Linked DNA regions of Homo sapiens: region 1 is linked to region 2. A link is an interaction called in ENCODE POLR2A ChIA-PET data of the cell type or tissue named here. Cell type or tissue: PC-9. All regions are shown on one strand. Links, peaks and the distances in the headings refer to the core of each region. The heading gives the core; the rest is flanking DNA.

Region 1 (12,823 bases), core at 4,481-6,980, 180 kb after region 2:
TTTAACTGAGGCTTGACTATCTTATTTTAACTTTGTTGTTTAAAAATGCGAACAAACTATTTTCTAAAGGGTATTAGTCCACTTACCTACCTGAAAATGGTGATGTAAAACAATGTGCCTCAGATGCTTAGAGGCCTTCCAAATCTATATTTAATTTTGGGGGCACCTCAGAGGTATATTCCTGTGATTAAAAGCATATAATATTGGATTCATCGTAATTGACCTGAAGACACATACAATAGGAAGAATTGGATTTTTTTTTGGTTTGTTTGTTTCTCTGGATTCCTGGTAGAGTTCATATCCTGGCCAAGTTTGATTCTATTTTCAAAGAGTAATAAGAAAACAAATTCTAGCAGGTTCTAGTTAGTTGGATTCTGGTTAATTTTATTATTATAAAACCAACTTATTTTATTATTATTGTTTATTATTATTAAAGTTTCCTGCTAATGTACATTTACAGGTTGTACATGGAGAAAGCTACCAAAATATTAGAGTTTCTTAAATTGTTGGTTTTGAGAATATGGGCTAGAAAAGTGCCTAACACATTGCATGTTCATAAATATTTACTGACTGCTAATGAATGAATGTATTGTTCAGTTGTGTTCTTGAAGATAACAATACTAAGACAAATAAAGCAAATTAATATGATGAATTGTTTTCCAAAAGAAAAAAGAGTCTATGACTTTTCAAACCTTTATTTTCTTCTTTTGGCCTATTTCCTTCATTTTGGTTTACATAAAAGAAGATATATATTTTACAAATGTATCTTAACCTTGAGAAAATGCTAGAACAAATTTCCTTACTTAAGAGCCGAAAGAAGTTTTGGCTACACACCTGAAATCTTGACTTTAGTTTCCCTCTCCACATTCTAAACATTTGGCTCTTTTCAACTCTATGAAAACAATTCACAGGGGCAGAAATTCTCTAATACACCGCCTTCCAAATGGATGGAACTCAAGTTGTTTATTTCCTTTTGTTACGTCATCTCACTGTAGAATGACAGCATGTAGAATGTAGAAATAACATTAACCAATCACTGAAGAAGAACTCAAAGTTCTGGACTTTTAATTGCAGGCTTGTAGCTGTGGTTCACATTTATTATTCAGAATATGGCTACTGCCTATCTGCTTCTACTCTTTTTTGAATAGTAGCCAAAATGTTTATAAAAGTTTGGAGCTCTTGTTTGGAAATGCACTTCACAAAATTATAATTATTTTTATCAGAAATACCAAATGCAAACCTAACAAGGGGTTTAAGATCTGATTTTCTTTAATGCTTACAGTTGGACTATATTTTTTGGGTGGCAACATCAGCTCTCTCAGAACTCTAGAGTGTCTTTTATTTTAGTTTACTAGACTTGCATCTGGGAAATTATTGCTTTAGGTCAGGATGCTAACGAGTATTTCTAGAATCCTGAGCAAGTTAGGGCATCTTTCTTGTGTTTTAGAATCTTCCATCCCTAAGAAACTTGAGCACTTGGGGCATGCACTTCTTTGTGAGAAAACACAACGTTCATTGGTTTAGAATAAATGCACAATGGCATCCCCAGTTTTCTAATTATTTAGATTAGAGAAGCTAAAGAAAATACAAGAGAATTCAATAGTCATTGACCTTCTGTCAAGGCTCTAACATTTGCTAGCTTTCAGAGAATCATGAAATTATAACCCTATTCAAATTTCACTTTGAAAATTAAAATGATGAGGTAACTTTCATTTGATCTGTGAAACTGAAAGCATTGAAAGGGTTATTTTGAGAATATCATATTTGAGAAAATTTTGCTTTCCTGAAGAAATAAACCTAACACATTTTTTAAAAAGTTTTGATTGTGGTATCTAAAGAGAAGTAACATCTATTAAATTAAGCTTGATTTTGGTATAGTTAAGCATTTTCATATGTTTTTCTCTGTTGATATTAATTGAAGGATTTTTAAAAGAAATTAAGATAGTATCAAACATAAGGACTGATATACACTATGCGAATTAGAATAAAGAAAGTAGCACAAATTAAGAATAACTATGCTGAGGAGAGATAATGCCCATAATATACATGAGAGGTTGTTTGACCATTTGAGTTGTGTGAAAGCAGAAATGAGAAGCCTGTTCAGGCTCCTTATCTTAGGATTTCTATTATTTTATTGAATACATTAAAAATAAGATTAGATGACTTCTTGAGCCCAATGTTTCAGACAATATTCAGCATATTCAGGCATTATCGAGTGATATATATATATATATATATATATATATATATATATATATATATATACTTTTTTTTTGAGATAGGGTCTTGCTCTGTCACCCAAACAGGTGTGGAGTGGCACGATCATGGCTCAGTGCAGCTTCAACCTCCCTGGCTCAAAGAATTCTCCCCACTCAGCCTCCTGAGTAGCTGGGACTACAGGCACGTGCCACCAAGCCTGGTTAATTATGATATTTTTAATTCTTAGATCAAGTGTTAAAATCTCTTGTGGAACTTTAAAAACAAACCTATTCCTGTGCCCACCCAAGTGAATGGATTTATTGCCCTGGGATGGGATTTGTGCATTGGCATTTTTAAAACTCTTCCCAGTTGATAGTAATATATATTTAGGGTTGAGAATCTTTGGCTTTTAACTCCTATCATTATTTTAGGGGCCAAGGGAAAACTTCCCCCTCACCCTCTGAAGGTTTGCTGAAAATCAACTGACAAAATATAGATTAATAGGAGAAAAGGAATACAAAATTATTTTTATGTGACACAGGAGCCTTCAGAACGAAGACCTAAAGATACAGGAGAAACTGTCCATCTTTATGCTTATGTCCAACAAAACATGGGCAGCCATGTAGAAATATGATTGGACAAAAAGGTTTTGACCTTATACTAGTAGACCAAGTGGGGTGGCCCAGCAAAGCCTGTCCAGATTCTTCTTGGCCTCTCCGTGCAGCATTTCTTCCTTCTTGATATGGGACAGGACCTTCTCTGCAATGCGGGTCTTATGACATACAATTAAACTAGGGGGGTCAGAGAATTTCTTTAAGGCCAGTTGTTACACAGAAAGACAGGGGGACTTAGGGTAATATTTTCAGGTTTTATTGCTGGCTTTGGGGAAAAGAGGTTCTGGTTTCTATAACCTGCCTTTGGGAAAGAGGGATTCTAGTTTCTATGGTTAGTCTCAGGGGAGAATGAGGGGCCAGAGATAGGAGGGCAGGGGAAGGTCAGAGAGAAGCTTTTGCTTCTGAGGCTGCTTCTGAGGCCTTCATTATGGAGTATTGTTTTCTGAGTTCCTATACCAGTAAACTATTGCAAATCAAAGAAAATGACTGAGGTGAGTCTCAATTATTTTTGGAGACTTATCTTGCCAAAATTGAGGATGCACCTGGGAAAAATGAACACAAAACTACCAGAAACATCTATGGTCCATGTTTGTTTACAAAGAGTCCGAGGACTTCAGTATTTAAAGGGGAAAGAACAGGCAATAGGAGAAAGGAAGGACAGATAAAAGAGGCAAGTGGTTGCATTCCTTTGAGTCTTTGTTTAGTGCTCACTGAGCCCACATTTTATATGTGAAAGGAGAGGGTAGAGGAATAGTCAATTATGCATTTGTCTCATGCTCAGTGAATCTGCATTTCTACATAAGATAAAGTAAACATAGACTAGAGGAAGCTGTCAGACATGCATCTGTCTCAGGTGAGAAGAGGAATGACTTTTAGTTCTGTCCTTTGTCCTGAACTTATGAAGGTAAGCTGTTAATTTACATTGTGAGGGTGAAATTCAACCAGACTGTTTTGGGGTAAAGATCTCAGGGCCCACAGGAATTTCCCTGTGAGAAAATTGTGAGGGAGGTATGTAGCCTTTTATCCTTGTAGCTATCTTTTTAAGAACAAAATGGGAGGCAGGTTTGAGTGACCCAGTTCCTAGGTTGACTTTCCCTTTGACTTAGTGAGTTTGGGGTCCCAAGATTTTATTTTCCTTTCACAGTATACATTTAACATTTAAAGAAATGAAACAAATCGACAAACGTGAAATAAACTTGCAGGATTATTTGTGAAATGTATGGAAGTTCATCAGACAAGTATGCTAGGGCAGCTACCAGGGCTTACTAGTGCAGGGTAAATTGCGTTCCTTAAACCATTTCAATAAATTTTTACTTTAGCATCTAGTACTTCTATTTTTAAATACAAAACAAAGTGTTTTCCAAAGCAACAGCTCTTGAAGTGTGAAATGAAGTTACCCTCCAGAAAAATAGTTTGATTTGGCGTGTTTCTCTCAGCATGATTTACAAGTGTATCCCAAACCTGTAATCTTCCCCAAATCCTTCAGTACTGTGAATGACAGCAAAAATAATTTAGCATAATTATGTATAATGTATGACTAAACGTGTCACAGTAGATATTAAGAGCTTTCTGAAGTTGTAATATGAAGCCTACTCTAGCGCATCTCTTGCAGATCACAAAAAAAGCAAAAAAAAATCTATTTTGTGTAGACATTATTATGCAGTCATAAATGTGACTTAGAAGCCATTGTGTGTGTGTGTGTGTATGTGTATGTGTGTGTTTGTGTGTGTGTGAAAACAAATGCCCACCACCTATCACTGGTGTCAATAAGTGTAGTTTTTTAGGGAGAATACATTTGCTAGGGTGCTCTGCCATACCAAGCTGCATAATTATTGTAAAAGGGAATGGATAGAAATTTCTATATTCCTCTTTCTTTACTTTTTCGTCAATTTATCATACTTTATGTGTTAGCGTTTGTACATCTCCTCATTGAAACATTTTCAATTTATTTCTTAGGAGTGAGGTTTTTAAAAACCACTTTGTTGAGTTATAATCTATACACCACATACTTCACTAATTTGAAGTGTATAGCTCAGTGGTTTTCAGTATGTTCACAGAGTTGTGCAACCTTCACTACAATACATGGAACAGTTTCATCACCTCCAAAAGAAATCCTGTACCCATTAGCTGTCACCCCTCAACCTCCCATCTGCACAAGCTCTGGGCAACCACTAGTCTACTTTTTGTCTCTGTAGATTTGCCTATTGTGGACATTTCATGTAAATAGAATCATTCCAATGTGGCCTTTTTATCTGGCTTCTTTCACTTAGCATAGTGTTCTCAAGTTTCCTCTACTCTGCAGCACATGTCAGTACTTCATTCCTCTTTATGGTTGAATAATATTCTGTTTTATAGATACAGTAAATTTTATTTATCCATTCATCAGTTCATGGACATTTGGATGAATTTTTAGTAGGAAGAAACTGTTAAAAAGTTGAAACTACTTTATTCCTTTAACATGGAGAGAAACATCTATGTCCTTCATTCCAGGTAGAGGTATCACACCCAACTATGAAGATCAGCATCCTGCTCATGTTCCTTTGGGGATTATCCTGTGCTCTCCCAGTAAGTATTAGGGTAGGGATATATGAAAAAACCCTTTCATACTTAAAACTCCACAATTTTGATTGGCTATGAACCAAGATGGCTGTGTATGTTCCAGTCCAGTAAAAATAGTAGTTTCTTAGCATGCTGTTTTCTTAAGAAATATCATTCAAGGTGTTTTTTATTCTGTTCAGTTGCCATTCACATAGATATCATTCATACTTTTCTTCCCTATAAGCAGTGCTTCTTAAAGTGTCATCCTGGAACCACCAGCATCAGCATCAACTAGGACCTTGTTAGAAATCCAAATTCTTGGACCCTACCTCAGAGCTGCTAAGCCAGACTCTTTAGGGATAGGAAACAGAAATCAGTGTTTTAACAAGGCCTCCCAGTGATTCTGATGCAGCCTAAAATTTGACTATCCCTACTCCTATGTATGAAATGTGTTAATAACTATTGCTTTAGAAATTTCTCTTTGGATTTACCATGTGTACTAAATTTTCTAGGTAACCAGGTATCAAAATAATGAATCTGAGGATTCTGAAGAATGGAAGGTGAGTAGAAATATGACTTTTTGAAATATTTTAATTTTAATTTATTATGAGTATAACCAAATTGATTTCATTGCAAATATTGAAACTGCTAATGACTTCATCAGCATATTAATAAGCTAAGCTATAGAGTTCATAGAAGAAAATACTGCTGTGATTCCAACTTAGTAGTATACTCTGGCAAGGAAGCATATTTTCTGTTAGCTTTCTTCTTATAATGGATGTGTATAATAGTACCAGGGGATGCATGACAATGAATCAAGAGTCTTCAGGAGAGATTATGACTTGAAATCTGTTTTAACAAGAGTTATCTGGTGGGCAAGAGGTCAAGTCCTGGAAGGTGAAAAAAGAAAGAAGAATGAGAGGACACTAGAGTCTCTGGAATGAGAGCTAATGTTGCTAGCATGTTATTATATTGAGAGTTACTAACTCTCAATAACTCAAGAATCATTGCCAGGCACAGTTCTGAGTGTTTTACATATATTAACTTTCTTAATTTTCACACCTCTGTGAATTAGGTATTATGTTTTATTCTCACTTTACAGATGAGAAAACTGATCACAGAGAGTAATTCAATCGTCTAGGTTACATGGTCAATTAGTGTTAGAGCCAGACTTTGATATTACGTCACTCTAGCTCCAGAATCCACATTCTTAACCAGTGTGTCATATCCCTCTCAGGAAGGAGCCAGGTCTAAGAGGTCAGAAAATTCTCAAGATTGGCACTAAGGGTTAAAATCTTATGCGAAATCAGAGCATTTTGTTCACTACTGTGTTTCCTACTGGCTTTTACATATGATAAAGCTTGGCCCCAATGCTTTTGGTGGTGGCCAGATAATGTCAGTGACCTGAGGTGGGGTCCTGTCCATGCCTGAGTCTGGAATAGACTTTGCAGTATTTATTATGAACTTTCTTCAGAGAAATCCATAGGCTGGTTAATTTAAAAGCAGACACTCTAGATCCTCTCTCTCATTTAACCAGAGACGCACAAACATGCCCTGTTCTCAAGTCTAGCCTTGGCATGAGAAAAATAACAATGTCTTGCTCCCTTCCACCCATTAATTCCAAATGATAATTGACTGGAGCACAGCCTGCCATTGTGCCTGCCTGCAGTGTTGCAGGCCAAAGACAGCGTGATTATAGCTCCTTTCCCTAAGGAGATACCCCCAGTCCAGCACCTCTGAAACGCACGTTGAAGACATGTCAATAGCAGCTCCTCCCTGCTCTACTTTGCGCCTTGGGTGTTCCACACAGGACTTTGCCCTCCTCAAGGGGAAGGGGAAGAAGTGATGGGGAGGGGTACCAGAAGTTGCTAAGGCATTCTTATAGTGCTTATGAGACTAAAGATAGTGAAATAAATTAGAGGTATGACTAGTTAAATTTCTGATTTAGCATTTGTTTTTAATACCAGGGCTTTTACATGACTCGAGAAGGGTTTCATGGCTTTCTCAATTCAGTTTTGTTTACTATTAAATTTTATAAGGTGGATGTTATCAAATGGATTTTTTCTTTAGTTTATATCATGTTGAATAAATAGTTTTCGAGATACTTCCATAGGCATTAGCTGGTTTCATCTTCATAACTACCTTGTGGGGTAAGCACAGTGGGTGTTAATTTCCTTAATTTATGAATAAGAAACTGGTGGTCAGACACGTGAAGTGAATTGCCCACCTTCACCTAGAGTAACCAACCATCTCGGTTTACCTGGAACTTAGGGGTTTCCTGGAACACATGACTTTCAGTGCTAACACCAAGATGATTGGTTTTCAGGGCTAAAACCAAAACCAGTGAGTTAATTGAGACTTAAATCTGGATTCTGAGTTTCAATGCTGCTTTTCCTGTGTTACGTTTCCTCTAGGTTGTATGAACGGCCAGGTTCAAAAAAGCATATTTATTTCTGTAAATGAAATATCAGAAATATAAACATTGTCTAGGTCTCTTATATCCCAAGATCTTTTCAAGCCATTAGTCATTTTACTTTCCTTTTGGAACCATTTCATCATAAAATTTCACTATTACTCATGTAAATGTAAGATCTCTACCAAGAAACTAAAAATAATAACCTAAAATTATTGTAAATAATTACAATAATGAAATCCATCTGTGAGGGAGTAATTTGTTTTCCTTCCTTTCCTTTTTTGCAGGGTCATTTGGCTCAGGCACCAACACCACCCTTGGTAACTATCTCATTTACTTTTGTCATAAACATCTCATGAAGTAACTTTAACACTCTTCCAGTTGCCTTTTACAATTTTGAAAGTAGTAAATCCAGACTGGAAGCAATTGATGTGTATCATGTTTTTTTCTTTCCTAAGGAATTACTAAAAAGAAAAGTAAACATTTTTCCCCTTTCAGGAGAGCAGTGAGTCATCAGAAGGCAGTAAAGTTAGCTCAGAGGAACAGGTAATTAAACAGACCTTTCTTAACTTTTCAGGCTACTTAGGAATGGAAGGAAATGATGTTAGATTAAATTACCTGGCGACAGTTCTAAATATAATATTTTCTAACTATGAGTTATGCTGGCTAAAGAGTCCTATAAAGTAAGAAGAGAAAAATGAGTAAGGAGAATTCACATGCAGACATGCTATTCATCTTATTTTCATCACTGAGCCTAGATTGCTGGCACTGTGGCCCCAAATGTCTCTCCTAGTTAAAACATAAACACATGCGCAGAAACACACACACACACTCACAAATGGTCATTGACCATGTCAAACTTGCTCATCAACTTAAAATGTTGCTTTTACAATTGGAGCAGTTCAGCTCAGGTGAAGAAGTGCCTGGGAGCTTCTATGTGTCAAGGATCCTGCTCGAAGACAGAACAGGACAGCCCTGAGGAAACTTTAATGAAAAGAACTGCTTCAGTGATGACTTTCTCTTCGAAAATAGTCCCATCTGTGGGACTGGGCTCTGGGAGTGAGAAAGGCAGACTCAGTTTATATCCCTTAAAGCTGGCATTCTTTTTCATTTTTCTAAGACTAAGTGTTGTTACTTTCTTAGCTATGCTATTGTTTTGACCAAACTCAATCCTGTGGGGCTCCAGAGAGTCCAGGAGCCAGGTTTCTCCCTAAGGCTTTGATCCATGTTGCATTCTACACTTAGCCAGAGTTGGAAGATGAATTATTAGCCTGTTTATCCCTATTTACTTAAGGTTATCAAAGGAACATTCTAGAAATTTAAAAGCATAGAACTGGAGAAATGCCGTTTGCTGGGGACTTTGTGATTTGTTGTCTCAAGGGTCTGTAAGCTTTCAAGTTACGGTAGCAATTCCTGCTTGAGAAAGGGTAATGAGGTATGGTGATTCCTGCAGTTCCTGCTTGTGAGTTGGGTTAACGAGGTATGGCAGGTTAAACCCATGCTCAGTTCCACCATACTAGCATAAAACTCCAGTGCTAGGAAGAGAGGTCAACAGCATATACACAAGTACTCCCAATCACCCAATTACAGACTCAGACATTGATCAGTAGGGATGTGTAAAAACAAAACAAAACAAAACAAAAACTAGCAGGTATGCTCTGTTGTAGGGTATGGTAAAGAGAGCAGATATTTTGGGAGCATAATGTATGAAGACTCACTGTCCTTCCTTACTGGTACAGAGCATCCAATTGTTTTACTTACAGGGCTCACCTCTCTGACTTCCCACGTAGCACTAAGTTGCCTTGTTGGTCACACTAGTTGGTGTCTTCTAGCTGAATCATCTATAGGCAACTTTCTGGTTGTACTAACGAGGTAGAAACATGGTTTGGGTGAAGTATATACCTTACTATAATATTTAATTTTCATTTTAGCTAAAGATTTTATCCTCTGGTCCTAGTACATTTTTCCCTCCAGAAGAAAAAAAATTGGGGTCATTTTAAGATCACTCAATATTTTTAAAAACTCTGTTTCACACCAAACACTTTAATGCATGAGCATTATAAACCAACTCTAATTCACAAACAATTACCTAAGAGGTTTTTTTGTGTGTGTGTTTGTTTGTTTGAGACGGAGTCTCGCTCTGTCGCCAGGCTGGAGTGCAGTGGCTCGATCTCGGCTCACTGCAACCTCTGCCCCCCAGGTTCAAGTGATTCTCCTGCCTCAGCCTCCCAAGTAACTGGGACTACAGGTTTGTGGCACCACAGCCAGCTAATTTTTTTTTTTTTTTTTTTTTTTTTTTTTTTTTTTTGAGACGGAGTCTCGCTGTCGCCCAGGCTGGAGTGCAGTGGCGCAATCTCGGCTCACTGCAGGCTCCGCCCCCTGGGGTTCACGCCATTCTCCTGCCTCAGCCTCCGGAGTAGCTGGGACTACAGGCGCCCGCCACCTCGCCCGGCTAATTTTTTGTATTTTTTAGTAGAGACGGGGTTTCACCGTGTTAGCCAGGATGGTCTCGATCTCCTGACCTCGTGATCCGCCCGCCTCGGCCTCCCAAAGTGCTGGGATTACAGGCGTGAGCCACCGCGCCCGGCCTGCTAATTTTTGTATTTTTAGTAGAGACGAGGTTTCACCATGTTGGCCAAGATGGTCTCGATCTCTTGACCTCGGCCTCCTAAAGTGCTGGGTTATGGGTGTGAGCCACCTTGCCCAGCCCAAGAGTTTTTTTTTTTTTTTTAAGGAATTATATATACAGTATGATTTGAATTTCATAAATGTGATTTCCAGAAAGCTTTTTGAGAAAATGTTGGCAGCATTGAGTGAAGTGTGCCTATATAAAATGGAACCACTTGAGTTTCAATTCCTCTTCCTTCCTATTTAAGCTCTGGTAGAGAGGTTATTGAGTAGTAAAACTGACCGTAGATTAGAGGAGGGGATGTAGGGCGAAGGAAGCAGAAAGACTAGAAAGGCTCTAGATAACTCCTTCTCTATCGGTTCCTGGAATACTGACCATATCTGTTAACCCCAAATTCTAGGCAAATGAAGACCCCAGTGACAGCACTCAGTCAGAGGAGGGCCTGGGCTCTGATGATCATCAATACATTTATAGGCTAGCTGGTGGCTTCTCCAGGAGCACAGGAAAAGGAGGAGATGATAAAGATGACGATGAAGATGACAGTGGAGATGACACCTTTGGTGACGATGACAGTGGCCCAGGGCCCAAAGACAGACAAGAAGGAGGAAACTCCAGACTGGGAAGTGATGAGGACTCTGATGACACCATACAAGCCAGTGAAGAGAGTGCCCCACAAGGGCAAGACAGTGCCCAAGATACCACCAGTGAGAGCAGGGAACTTGACAATGAGGACCGGGTGGACAGCAAGCCTGAGGGAGGTGACTCCACTCAAGAGAGTGAGAGTGAAGAGCACTGGGTGGGAGGTGGCAGTGATGGGGAGAGCAGCCATGGAGACGGCTCCGAGTTGGACGATGAGGGAATGCAGAGTGATGACCCAGAGAGCATCAGGAGTGAAAGGGGAAACTCCAGAATGAACAGTGCAGGCATGAAATCAAAAGAATCTGGAGAAAACAGTGAGCAAGCAAACACTCAAGATTCAGGTGGCAGCCAATTGCTGGAGCATCCCAGTAGGAAAATTTTTAGGAAGTCTCGCATCTCAGAGGAAGATGACAGAAGCGAGCTTGATGACAACAACACAATGGAAGAAGTCAAGAGTGACTCTACAGAAAACAGCAACTCCAGAGACACTGGCCTCAGCCAACCCAGGAGAGACAGCAAGGGTGACTCTCAAGAAGACAGCAAGGAGAATCTGTCCCAGGAAGAGAGCCAAAACGTAGATGGTCCCAGCAGTGAGTCCAGCCAAGAGGCCAACCTGTCATCTCAAGAGAACAGCAGTGAGTCTCAGGAAGAGGTGGTGAGTGAGTCCAGGGGAGATAACCCCGACCCCACAACTAGTTATGTAGAAGACCAGGAAGACAGTGACTCCAGCGAGGAGGACAGCTCGCACACACTCTCCCACTCAAAAAGTGAATCCAGAGAGGAGCAAGCAGACAGCGAATCCAGTGAGAGCCTCAACTTCTCAGAGGAAAGCCCGGAGTCCCCTGAGGATGAGAACAGCTCCAGCCAGGAGGGCCTCCAGTCTCACAGCAGCTCAGCAGAGAGTCAGAGCGAGGAAAGCCATTCTGAGGAAGACGACAGTGACTCTCAAGACAGCAGCAGATCCAAAGAAGATAGCAACTCCACGGAGAGCAAATCAAGCAGTGAGGAAGATGGCCAGTTGAAAAACATTGAGATAGAGAGCCGGAAATTAACAGTTGATGCCTATCACAACAAACCCATTGGGGACCAAGATGACAATGACTGCCAAGACGGCTATTAGCATCAGCTGTCCTAAGAAGCAGTTGTCACATAAAGGAGTCTTAGGGACTTGAAAATGTATCATGATAACTATAATTTATTGATGTTTTGATCAAAAGAATAACCAGATGCCATATTTTTCCTGAAAGGAATTGCTGGACATTACACTTGTTTTTAGGGTGTCATCATTTCACAGAGGTTTAAATACTGTGGAGTGACACCAGAACACAGCCAAAGAGGCTAGAAGCAAGAAAGGATCTGCATGATAACTTTGCAGCTGAGATAGTTCCTAATTCATCAACGTAACAAACAAAGCTATTGGGTGTCCATGATATACCAGGCACTATGCTAGGTGTTGAGAATGTAAAGCAGGTTAAGACTTGTTTCTTGCTCCTGAGGAGCGTATAGAAGGACCCACAAAGCTACAGAGTTAAAGAGGGATATGTATAAGAGAAACAAGAATTGTTACAACCCAGTATGGTGAGTGCCAAGACAGAGAGCTATGAACACGATATCTATCTGGGAACACTGAGAAGGGTGACCAATGCGTTGGAGAACGAGGGAGGGCTTCATAGCAGAAGACATTGGAGTTGGAAGGTTGCATAGGGTTTCCTCATTGGAGACCGGGAAATTCTATTCTTGGGATAAATAATAGTAAATTCTATAGGATTCAATACTTAGTTTGCAAAAGCA
Region 2 (12,823 bases), core at 5,793-8,292:
ATTTGGTGGAGATTAGAATCTAGTGGGTTCAATATAATATTTTCTTTCAAGAGGTATGGTTGTTCTTCTTAATTTATCTAACTTAAAGCCCAGGAATCTGTCTTAATGTGTTGATAGTTTTTACAAATCTACCACTTTCCCTACAGTAAGTGTTACTTTCTTTGCTTGCTTTGAAGATACTAGTCTGCCATCTGGTGGTAGGAAGAGTTTCCATTTCACAGAAGAGTGATTCTTTTAATTGTCATATAGATTTAAATAAATTTAAATTTAAATGTTAACAGCGATTCCTAAGTTCTAATTATAAACCAAGACTCCAAGATTTTGCATCAGTTTAAAATAAATCTTGCCAGGGCACGGTCGCTCATGCCTGTAATCCTAGCACTTTGGGAGGCCGAGGCAGGCAGATCACTTGAGGTCAGGAGTGAGTTCGCCCAGCCCAACTAACATGGTGAAACCCATCTCTACTAAAAACACAAAAATTAGCCAGGCATGGTGGCTACACGGGAGGCTGAGGCAGGAGAATTGCTTGAACCTGGGAGGCGGAGGTTGCAGTGAGCTGAGATTGCACCACTGTACTCCAGCCTGGGCAACAGAGAGAGACTCTGTCTCAAAAAACAAAAACGAAAACAAAAAAAACAAATTTTAGCAAACAATAGGGAAACAATGCACCTAGTCCTGACTAGAACCAAAATAATTAGCAATTAATTATAAGTGCAAGAATAATATTTAGAATTTAACAGCTGGGATTCAATCAGAACAAGTAAAAACATTAAAGGAGAAGAAATGTTCTATTGAGGACTAAGTTTAGTGACAAATTTTTAAAAGTTGAGAGAAACACAGTTTGAAATTAAATGCAAGCAAAGGGAAGGTGTTTATTAAATTTAGATATAAAAACAGTTACACAAAATCATGTTTGTATATTTAAAAATATTTAGGAGATCAGACAATATTAAGCAAGATGTAGTTTTAAAATGTTTGTGAGCTGGGCATGGTGGTGTGCACCTATAATCCAGCTACTGGGGAGCCTGTGGGAGGTGGGAGGATCACTTGAGCCCAGGAGTTTGAGACTAGCCTGGGTGACATAGTGAGGTCCTTGTCTGTAAATAAGGGGTATGTGAAGTTTTAAAATGTATGTGATTTTTAAAGAAAAAAATCATTGCTTAAATACTTATCCAAATTTAACAAGGCCCCAATCTGTGTTGCAGCATCATTATTTTAGACTAAAATAATTTTCTACCCGCAAATTGCCTTGTGCTTTTCAAGTCTGCACCCATGCACTTGCTGTTCCTCTGCCTGAAATGTTTCATCCATTTGTCTTCCTTCAAGACCTGGTTCAGATACTGTCTTCTCTGAAGTCTTTGATCCATAGCTTTGTATTTGTGTCTCGAAATACTTATCAAATTACATTGTAGTTTCCCTTTATGAGTCTCTCTTCCTCATCAGATCTGAACTTATACTGTTTGTACCTCAAGCACTCACCGTTGACTCTATAATGTAGTCGACTTACAAAAGTGTTATATATAGAATAAAGGCAACTCTATTGTGTATTTAGCATTGTTCCAAACTTTATTGAAAAAATGTTTTAAGAATCCAGATATTAGGAGAGCCTGGAGAGAGTCCAAACAGAAAAGCAAAATAACTATTTTGCTTGAACTTGGGAAAAAGTTATAGAAAGCTGGGGAAAAAAAATCTTCTTAGAGAAAGAAAGCAACAAGGTGAATTTGAAAAAGCAAAAGAATGGATATTATAGAAAGAAGTATTCTCTTCATAAAGAGTAAGCTCGTAACGGTCAAAGTAATTCAGCACAAACACCTTTTTAATAGTAAGTGCAGAGAAACACTGCGAGAGGGCACTGAAGATTTGGAGGGAAATTTGCTAGCCCCTTGTCACGTTCCACTATAAGCTATATGGGAGAGAAGTTTGAATAGCTGATTCCTGGGGACTGCCTAAAGCCTCATATTTCAGTATCAAAATTTGGAAAGTTTCATAACCACCATCCAACAAATAAATCCTTTTAGCTATTTCAGATTCCCCAAACCCATGCTTACCAGGGGCGGTTGCGGAGGTAGGGGAAAGAGGACCTGAGGGAAAAATGGTGGTACTTGTGGTGGGTAAAAGATAAATCTCTGTAAAAAGAAACATGATGTCAGTCATTTCAGACAATGGCAGACTTTTAAAATGATGAATGCATTATTTAAAAATACAATTAGAAGTTCACCTGTTCACTGGAACTTTCAGCATATTGTTCGAGCTTGCAAAACAATAACAGCAACAAGGTAAAGCAGCATATGGAAATACATTATCCACTAAAGAGAGGTTTTGTTCTAAAGGAGAATAAGTAATAAGCCACTATGGAGCATTATACCCATCAGTAATGTAACTTCACTTCTGAAATAAAAAGCAGTTGGATATCTAATAGGGAAAAGTTTAATTAATTTTGTGCAATGATTTGGAAGACCAAGGCTTTTTGCTTTTAAATTTATATCCAAAGAATGCTTTTATTTACATTTCTTAAGATTAATTCCATATTACATGAATATTTCCTTTTGTAAATCTTTGAATGGTGTTCTTGATTTAGTTCTCAGTAGTTATAAACTCAAAGTGAAGGGAGTGTGGAAATGTACACTTAAGTTCTGCACCCCAAACACAAATTTTGAAAGCTCCCTCACTTCTTCAAAAGCTCCTTTGATACAAAGTGTGCAGGGGAGAGAGTTTCTTGCCTACTTGGTGCCCTCATATTCAGACTAGTAAACCCAGATTAGACTCAGTGGATCTCATTTGTATATAGTCAGTTGATGACAAAATGTCTATATAGGTGAAGTTAATGATGTTCTGGGATTACAGTATTTCATATATTCTTAGATGCTATCATTGTCAAAAGCACCATTATTTCATAAATTACCAAAAAAGAAAAGCGCTGCTGTTAAGCTGCCGTGACACTTTATCAAATTGTGTTTTTAAGACACAGCTCAATTTCAGAGCTGCTGAAATATCAAAAAGTACATATTAGAATTAATGAAATATGTATACTGCAGCATTCCCATCAGCCTAAAGAAACAGGCAATACAAATTGTTTGGAATTTTAGACCACGATACTTGCCAGCTTTGGCAAAAAGGATTGTGGTCTAAAGAAACAAATTAGGTTTGTTATCAAGGGCACTATAGATGAATGTAGCTTTTTATCCAAATCTGGTTTTCAAAAATTGGACTTTAAAGGTGTGTCTGTATGATCACTCAAATATAATTCAGGCATAAGTTGTTTTTATATTCATAATTTAGTAATCAATGTAAGTTATCTTAAATATTTCCTTCTTTAAAATCAAATCTACAATGAGGTAGATAGTCCTTTGGTGTCAGAGCATTTCCATGTAACAGCCTTTTAAGAAAACATGAGATGGTTTGGGGCAAGGGCATTACAAATGAAACTCAATTCAAACTGCTTAATTTAGACCTGGGTCACTGCAGAATATTTGTTCTATATCACTGAGTTTATTGAGAACATCCTATCTTTCAAATAGGACCCTTCTCTGCCTTAGATGCATTAAAAAAATCATCTCCGTGCAACTCTGAGGTGTTCCTAGGACTCATTTTATAGACAAGGAAACCATGGGTTAGTTCAAAGTCACACAGCTAGCACATGGCATATGGAGCTGAGATTTGTACTGGGCAGAGTCTTGGACTGACAAAGAGTGGTGAACTCCTAGTTCTATGACTTTCCTGGGTTCCGCTTTCCTCTTTTGTGAAATGAAAAGATAAGACCTGCTTTCTAGCCGAGAAATGCGATGACTCTAAATCTGAAATTGAGTCAGCAGCTGAGGAGGGTGTACTCACGGGGATGGGCAGAGCAGTGGCAGTGCTCAAAAGGCCAGCCAAGATGAGAAATTTCATTCTAAAGGTCGAGCCTGGAATTGAAGGGGTAGGAGATCATTTCGAGTTTTTTTCTATGTAAGTCCTATTCCTATTTAGAGGTGTTGAAATAGTGGTCAAGATAAATCCTGCCTCCAAACATAGGTTTTGTAAGCCTACAAGAGTGTTTTTAAAAGCTTTGAATTCCTTAGACAAGACATGCACTGTTTAGCTCCCAACATAGCCCATTACTTTCTACTTTCTTATAAAGTTACAGTTCGGCCTATACACTGTACATGTTTGGTCCCTGAAGTTGCGTTTGTGATCTCTACACACAAATCTTTTTTTTTTTTTTTTTTTTTTTTGAGACAGGGTCTTGCTCTGTCACTCAGGCTGGAGTGCAGTGGCACAATCATAGCCTCCTGTACCCTCGAACTGCTGGGCTCAAGTGATCCTTCTGCCTCAGTCTCCCAAGGAGCTAGGACTACAGGTGTGCACCACCACACTTGGCTAATTTTAAAAAAATTTTCTTAGAGATGGGGTCTTGCTATGTTGCCCCCCTGTTGCAAGGATGGTCTTGAACTTCTGGCCTCAATCAACCTTCCCACCACAGCCTTCCAAAGTGCTGGGATTACAGGTGTGAGCCACTGTGCTCAATTCTACTCACAAATCTTTAAACACCAGTGTTACATCATGCTTATTATTAGTAATTGATCACTACTGGCTAAAATGAGAGGAAAGTTTTTATGTAATACACAAATAAATCCACCTGAAGCTTGTACCTCTGTGAGACTTACCAGGCCTTCATATAGTCTGGTTGCTGTTATTGCCAGTTATAGTTCTCGGGAAGGAAATTGTATGGGAAAAATTTTGTAAGATGTAATGGGTTGGTAGAAAATCAGCACAATATGAGTAAATTCAGATTCAATAAAGGAAATCAACTGGCCTTTTATTGGTCCATTGGTTCTGAAAGGAGACATTTTTATGTTTTAAAAATCGCACTTAATTCAAATTAACTTACCTTGTGAGTTTCAAACCAAATCACTGTATTCTGGAATTGGATTTTGAAAGAAAAACAACTTTATCATGTTATTATTAAGACTTATCTCCAGCATTTGAGGCAAGTTATATCTATAAATCACACTTCATCTGTTATATATATCTAAAACCCAACTCTGATTTCAATCTTAGTGCTACTTTGCCTGAATTTAGGCAACTTATTTCCCTTTTCCTTTTTCATGTTTTTTCTTTGTATTTTTCTTCTTTCTGGATTCAAACACTAATTTCTTTCTTCTTATTAGAAGTGGACCTGTTAGAAATCATTAAATTACCCAATACAAGAATATGTTACATTCTTTTATCTAGTGCATTAGAATCAGTCCAAATTATACTATATATCTCTTCAATTACCTTTGCTTCAGTGGCCCTTGGAGCAACAAATTCAAGGAGCAGTGTGATCACCTAGAATCTCTATGCCCATCTAGTATTTAAGCCATGTTACTAATGCCTTTATGGTTATGGGCAATATGAGTCACAAAATTCAAAGCTAAACTGAATAATTGCTTTCACACCAGGAGCTCCAACTTCCAAAATATCTCAATTACACAGAGGTAGACTTACAGACTGATTACTGAGAAAATAACTGAGAAAATAATCTCTTAGGTTGGGATTAGAGTATGTCTTTATCACAAACAACCCACAATTAAAAATTGTGACCACCAAGAATATTAACGTGCCTCTATAATAGATGAGCTAGCTGTACATGTAAGAGCCTTAAATGATACAGAAATTTAAGGTTTGAGATTTTCTCTTATTAAATATTTTTCATTTCAAAATGAATATTATTTTCAAACAAAATTTTTTAGTAGATATTGAGGTGGTTTCCTTACCTTGGTGTTAAAATCACTTTTCACTATTCTAAAATATTTTTGAAAGTTGTCTGAGGGTAAAAGATAATTTAGGCCTAATTAATACCTCTGAATACAACTTCACTGTTCCCAGCAACCTAGTTTGTAATTAGCTAAGACCTTTTCAGCTTCATATAAAAACGTTCTGAAATTTGGAATAGTTCCTAAAATTATTTCTGTAGTTGGAAAAAGTTACAAATAATACTTAATTCGATTTTGATTAATCAAATTGAACTTAATTTTTTAGAAAGGACATAGTATGATATGGTTCTAGTTAAGGTAATTGGCCAGGTGTGGTGGCTCACGCCTGTAATCCCAGCACTTTGGGAGGCCGAGGTGGGCGGATCACGAGGTCAGGAGTTCGAGACCAGCCTGACCAACATGGTGAAACCTCGTCTCTACTAAAAATACAAAAATTAGCTGGGCGTGGTGGCGCACGCCTGTAATCCCAGCTACTGAGGAGGTTGAGGCAGGAGAATCTCTTGAACCCAGGAGGCAGAGGTTGCAGTGAGCTGAGATTGTGCCACTGCACTCCAGCCTGGGTGACAGAGCAAGACTCCATCTCAAAAAAAAAAAAAAAAAGAATAAGTAATTTATTGAGCTATGAAAGAGATAACGAATGAAATTTTGAAATACTCAGAGAAGATTATTCTGATAAAAAAATAAACTATTCTGTAAATATCTTTCAGATAAAATTCCTAGGGGCATGTTCTCTCAGTGACTATCACAGATAAGGTTTGTAACAACAACAACAACAACAACACATTTTTGATTATTTGAAAAAATAGTAAAAGATAATTGTATTGATATCTTTCATTTCAGCTAGAAAAATATGTAAAAAACCATTTTCTTTCAAATAGTCAAATAAAGTGAGTGACATGTCCTTTTATTGCCTTACTTCAGAACTTGGAAAACTATATTATAATGTCATATTTTTGTGATCTAGCTTTTACTGTAATAGTTACCAAAGAAGAGCGCAAATAAAAAGACAAATTTTTGCTTATGACAGGTTTTTCGCTATCAATTTACATTAATAATATTTAATCTCTTTCTACATTGGACATCAAGACGCTTTATGGCCCTCTACCTGTTTTACCATTACATTTTCTTTATTGTGAGGCAATGATTATGTGAAATTTTTGCAGGGCCGCCCTCTTCCCCAGCACACATGCTCAACTGCACAAAAAGTTAGAATTAATTGGATCAAGCAGTGCATAATCTTTCACATTTTATTTTCATTTATTTATTTTTTGAGACAGGGCCTTGCCCTGTCACCCAGGCTGGAGTGCAGTGGCACAATAGCTCACTGCAGCCTCGACCTGCTGGGCTCGAGTAATTCTCCTACCTAAGTCCACCAAGTAGCTGGGATCACAGGTACATGCCACCACCCCTGGCTATTTTTTTAAGTTTTCATAGAGACAGGGTCTCTCCATGTTGCCTAGGCTGGTCTTGAAATCTTGAGCTCAAGGAATCCTCCCGACTTGGCTTCCCAAAGTGTTGAGATTACAGGTGTGAGCCTCTGCACCCAGCTTGTTCTACATTTTATATCAAATTTGGTAAAAAAGCACTTGATATTAGTTTTTTTCTGTTTAAACTTACATAATGATGAAGGACATTAATGAGCACCTCTTATCTTGCCACTGAGTATTTGTTTCCTGTAAGAGATGTCTCACACTTTTTTCTCAACCACACACACACACACACACTTAAGGTAGTAGGGTTTAGGAAGCACAATTATAATTTGACATGAAGTGTGAGTCTTGGGTTGATCTTTTACATTTGATTGTCTAAATAATAACTGGAAATACACTTGCATAAGCATTTGGATTTTTATGGACTCTTTATTAGGGTATTAAGATATTGAAAATAATACACGTAAACCACAAAAGAGTAGCATTCCATTTTCTTGAAGTGCACATGATATTATGAACAATACAAATGCATTATTTTTATCATTAATAGTTTAATCATTAATTATCTCATAAGTCAATGCAGAGAGTGAAATTACTATGAATTAAACTTCTGTTCACAATGTACAGTATTTTGCATATGTTGACTTTACTTAATTGTACATTTTTGTTTCCAAAGTTAATGTTAAATACCTGGTGCATAGGTTGTTGTCAAGCAATTACTCTCATTGTCTTGTCATACATGCTAACATTTTGCTAAATATAAATCTACAAGTATCACAGCTGCATATATTTCTGAAGTGGTTAGAACAGAGGAGGATGCTGGAAAGTTGAGTTCTTTAAAATCTTCGTTCAAAACAAGAGATTTTCATCTATGTCCTCTATAAAAAAACAAGAAGCAAAATGACACTTTTAGAAAGTAGCCAGAGTAGTAGCACAAACAATATTAGAGTTGGGGGATTAGAGAAACCATCTAATAAGGCAGTATAATGGTGATCCTCAACTTTGGTAGGACAGCAACATCACTCATGAACTTTTACAAATATGTATTTTTAGGCCTCACCTCTGGACTCTAGAATCAGAATCCCTAGGGGTGGACTAATGGCATGTAGACGTTTAGAAAACTCTGCAGGTAATTTGGCTGCAGGGTTGAGAACCACTGATAGAGGAAGAGCAGGTTAACGGGAGGTCCAGCCAAGAAGTGCCCAGTATACTAATCTAGAAGGTGAGCTGAAAAATAATGGAAATAAATAGAAGTGTAGTGCTAGGTTATTCCAGTTTTTAATTGAGTAGCTTGTGAAAGAAATTGTCGCCATACCTGTGGAAGAAGACAGCATCCTCTAGCAAATATAAGATCACTCCTTACCAACATGGCCCACCCTAACAAACTATTATACTACTCTGTGTGGGCACTAGGTAATTTTCCTGCTAATAATCTTTATCTAGCCCAGAGAATGGGAAAGATTATGGACTTTGATTTTTTTTTTTTGAGTACTGGCTTCATATGTAAAATGGAGATAATAGCTTCATTAGTTATACGTTTACTTATATTTGCACCCATAGCCTTTGTCTTCTTTCTGTTGCTCAGATAAGAGATTGTCCTTTTTCTTGACGTTAAGGCTAATTCCTCTACCTATGCTCAAGATCTCTTCTGACCTTCACAAGATTCTCCTTTTACTTTCCTCTTTTTTTCTTACATCCTTCTTCCACCTTTCCTTTTTTACTAGACCCTTCCATTAGCATTTAAATATGTTTCATATTTAGCCTCTAGAACAGTGCCTGCATTTATGTAGACCATCTGTAAAGATTTCTCTCTCTCTCTTTTTTTTTTTTTTTTTGAGACGGAGTCTCGCTCTTTCACCCAGGCCAGACTGAAGTGGCGCAGTCTCGGCTCACTGCAAGCTCCGCCTCCCGGGTTCACGCCATTCTCCTGCCTCAGCCTCCCGAGTGGCTGGGACTACAGGCGCCCGCCACCACGCCCGGCTAATTTTTTGTATTTTTAGTAGAGACGGGGTTTCACCGTGTTAGCCAAGATGGTCTCGATCTCTTGAACTCGTGATCCGCCTGCCTCAGCCTCCCAAAGTGCTGGGATTACAGGCGTGAGCCACCGCGCCTGGCCTGTAAAGATTTCTTGAGCAAATGAATGAGTAAATGAAAGGAGTGCTCAAATCTCTTTTATTCTAAAAAATGCTCCCCTTTTTTAGAAAATGCTCTGTAGCTTTTCTAGGTCTTTCCTGCACTCAAACATCCACTCCTTACCCTTTCTAATCTCCCTTTTCTTCTCAACCCATAGAATGTGACTTCCATGTCTACCATTCCACCAGAACTACTCTAACCAAGGCTACCCAGGATATCCTTATTTCTTTCAACTTCTTTGACATCTCAGTCGCATTTGGCACTGTTAATCTCTTCCTCCTCTTTGAAACACCTCCTTTGCATGGCACTATCCTGGTTTTCTTCCTTCATTTCAGGAGAAACTTCATTCTCCTTACTGAATTCTTTCTTCCTCCCCTATCCATCATCTAGATGTTGTTGTTTCTCAGTGCAGTGTTCAATCCTAGACCCCTTTTCATGTAACTCAATGCGTTTTCCTTGGGAGAATTAATTCCCTTCCCTGGTGTCAATTATTCTCTGTATGCTTATAATCCTCAAATATGCATTTCAGTTCCAAAACCCTGTCTTGATATATAAGCGGCCAACAAATATATATAAAGTTCCACGTTACTAATCATCAGGAAAATTTAAATCAAAACCATCTCACAATAAGATGCCATTTCACACCAGTCAGAATGGCTGTAATTAAAAAGTCTAAAAACAACATGCTGGTGAAGCTGCAGAGAAAAAGAATGCTTAGACACTGGTAATGTAAATTAGTTGAGCCACTGTGGAAAGCAGTTTGAAGATTTCTCAAAGAACTTAAAACAGATCTACTATTCAACCCAGCAATCCCATACTGGGTATATTTATAAAAAAATCATTTTACTAAAAAGACACATGCACTCATATGCTCGTTGCAGCACTATTCACAATAGCAAAGATATAAAATCAATGTAGGTGCCCATCAGTGGTGGGCATGGTAGGGATAATGGTAGTTTTGATGGAGTGGTAGAGATAATGGCCAAACCATAATTACTTTTGCATGAAACTAACACTTAGGAGGCAACCTAATACTTTACAATTCAACGTATCTAAAATGGAATTTGTCATTTACTCCAAATCCACTTCTGTTCTTGTGTTTTCTCAGTGGAAGATGCCTCTATTTACCTCTATTTACCCTGCCTGCTCTGAGCCAGGGACCTAGGCATTGCACTTCTCTTTTCAGTCTCTCACCTGTCTGCTCTCGGCTCCCACATATTTCCTATCAAATATTGTCTTATTTCCACATGCTATATATTTGAGTATGCTTATATCTTAAAATATATCTTGAATATGTTTACTTCTCTCTTTTTTTCCCCTTTGGTCACTCCCCTAGTTCAAGTTCTCATCAGCTCTTGCCTGGGTTTACCACAGTATTCTCTCAACAATTCTTTGGCCCCACCACAATGTAACCAGGAGAATCCATCTTAAATACAAACCCAGGGAAATCACTGGCTTGTTTGAAACACTTTGGTGGCCCCCCAGTACTCTTAGGATAATGTCTTTAAATGGCTTAGGGGAACTTGCGTCATCTGAGTTGTTTACCCTGTTAGTCTCACTTGGAGGGTTTTCTGACGATTAGCATGGGTATGTGTCAATGCATGGTATGCATGGGCACAAAATAAATGAGGATTCCTGCACCTGTTACCTGAACCCCATTTTTACAGATAAGGAAAATGAGACTCACTGAGGCTAAGCAACATGCCCTAATTCACACAGCTAGTTAATAACAGCTATGTGAGGAATATATGAGCACGTCTATCACAGGCAGTTAAAATTCAGGAAAACATTGGCTAAACTTTATCTTCTCCTGTAGATTTCTCAGCCTTGAAGGAAAGAAGGGTATACTTACAAATAAATTTGTTTTTCTTTAGCTACATTCCAAAGCAGTAAGTTGTTTACGTGTTCTGACTGAATATTTAATATCTGCTTTATTGGTTTATTATGTGATAATTTTTTCCTTTCTTCAAAATAAGGCAATGATGGCCAAACCACAGTGCACAAACAAGATCATTAGCAGCTTTGTAAATGACTGGATTTTAAGCCCTTCCTGCTCCTCCCAGACAACCGCCCAGCGGAGCCTGGGTGAGCTTACACACTGAAGAGCTGCCAGAAGCTTTGCAAAAGGAAGAATGAGATGCAACTGGTTTTCTTAAGTAAAATGGCCTCTGTTTAAATTTGCCTTTTTATCAGTCCTTTAAAATCACATGTCATATAAACAGGCATCCATAAATACATCCTATCCCAGCTGAGTTTTCCCCTCTAGATAATGGTGGGCAGGGCAGGACAGAAGGATATATTTGAATTTTTATAAGTACTCTGCTTGTATCATAGATGTTAGAAAGACAATTGACATCCAACCCCCTGTGGTCTCCTTCTCCTCCTCCTGCTGTAGCAGGATTGGTCAGTGTGACCAATAGAATGAGGCAGAAATCATGATATATAACTTCTGAGGTTAGGTTATAAAAGACATTGGGGCCTCAGTCTTGGCTTTTTCTCTCTTTCTGCCTGGTCACTCGCTCTGGAGGAATCCAGATACCATGCTGTGGGCAGCCCTGTAGACCAGAGGCCTACACGATGGGATACTGAAGGCTCCTGCAAAGAGCCATGGGAGTGGGCTTAGAAGTAGACCCTTAGCTGCAGTCAAGCCATCAGATAACTGCCGCACTGCATGACCCCTTGACCACAACCTAATGAGAGATCCTAATCCAGAGCCATCCAGGTTAGTTACTGTGAGATTCCTGACCCTTGGAAACCGTGAGAAAGAATTTAACCTGTTAAGTTGTGGGGTGATTCACTATGCAGCATAGACAACTAATACACAGAACTAGGTACTTACAAAAATATACATCCTTTCACAGAATGTTTATTTCACAGAATGATATTGCAAGGAAAAGGACTGACCCTCTCTGCTTACCTATTTATTAATAAGTAAATCCTCATACTTTCACCTCTTCCTCTCTAATTTCAAGGCATTCTACATATGCATGGGGGATATTTTAAAAATGAAGTATGCACAAGTTATTTCTTTTTGGGAACTTCTGACATTTGATGAACTGACTTTCTTTAACGGCTTAGCTGCATGTTTATCCCAAGGGTATATTGTAAACATGAATGAAATCTCTGTTTCAGAGATTTGATGTTCACTGTTAATTTATGTTCTGTGAGTGGTATTTTTCTTATTTATTTATTTTAATTGACAAATAAAAATGGTATGTATTTATCATGTAAAACATGACCTTTTAAAATATATATACCTTGTGGAATGGTTAAATTGATCTGATTAACGAATGCATTACCTCACATACTATCATTTTTGTGTGTGTGTGTGTGGTGAGAATTGCGAGTAGATTTGAATGCTCATTGTTTGAACATCTTTCATTTTTTTTTTTTTTTTGAGACCGAGTCTCACTCTATCACCCAGGCTGGAGTGCAGTGTTGGGATCTTGGCTTACTGCAAACTCTGCCTCCCGGGTTCAAGCAATTCTCCTGCCTCAGCCTCCCGAGTAGCTGGGATTACAGGCG

What was found. ChIA-PET counts read pairs that join two places held together with the same protein. Peaks named below come from ENCODE experiments on the same cell type or tissue, not always from the same donor. Only the 100,000 strongest peaks of a DNase experiment are listed, where the experiment ranks them.
Region 1: POLR2A ChIA-PET joins it to region 2 with 7 read pairs; 2 of 35 experiments call an interaction of 5 or more read pairs at or near these places.

The regions. Positions count from the first base shown.
Region 1 is chr4:87,651,169-87,663,991 of GRCh38, forward strand. DMP1 (dentin matrix acidic phosphoprotein 1) reads left to right here. Exons shown (of 6, transcript NM_004407.4): 2 at 5,304-5,378; 3 at 5,864-5,911; 4 at 8,052-8,084; 5 at 8,263-8,310; 6 at 10,794-12,823. The coding sequence starts at 5,325. The coding sequence ends at 12,152. All of the region lies in intron 3 of DMP1-AS1 (DMP1 and DSPP antisense RNA 1), which reads right to left. Among named protein-coding and RNA genes, the nearest start is that of DMP1, 7.3 kb to the left of the region's middle. In PC-9, for the core only: no CTCF peak of the experiment used is centred there; no DNase peak of the experiment used is centred there; H3K27ac peaks cover 328 bases.
Region 2 is chr4:87,465,761-87,478,583 of GRCh38, forward strand. SPARCL1 (SPARC like 1) reads right to left here. Exons shown (of 11, transcript NM_004684.6): 11 at 7,575-8,043. The coding sequence ends at 8,015. It overlaps SCPPPQ1 (secretory calcium-binding phosphoprotein proline-glutamine rich 1), which reads right to left and starts at 5,290. Exons shown (of 10, transcript NM_001405228.1): 1 at 5,257-5,290; 2 at 4,868-4,897; 3 at 3,832-3,902; 4 at 2,219-2,251; 5 at 2,049-2,126. The coding sequence starts at 3,888. In PC-9, for the core only: no CTCF peak of the experiment used is centred there; no DNase peak of the experiment used is centred there.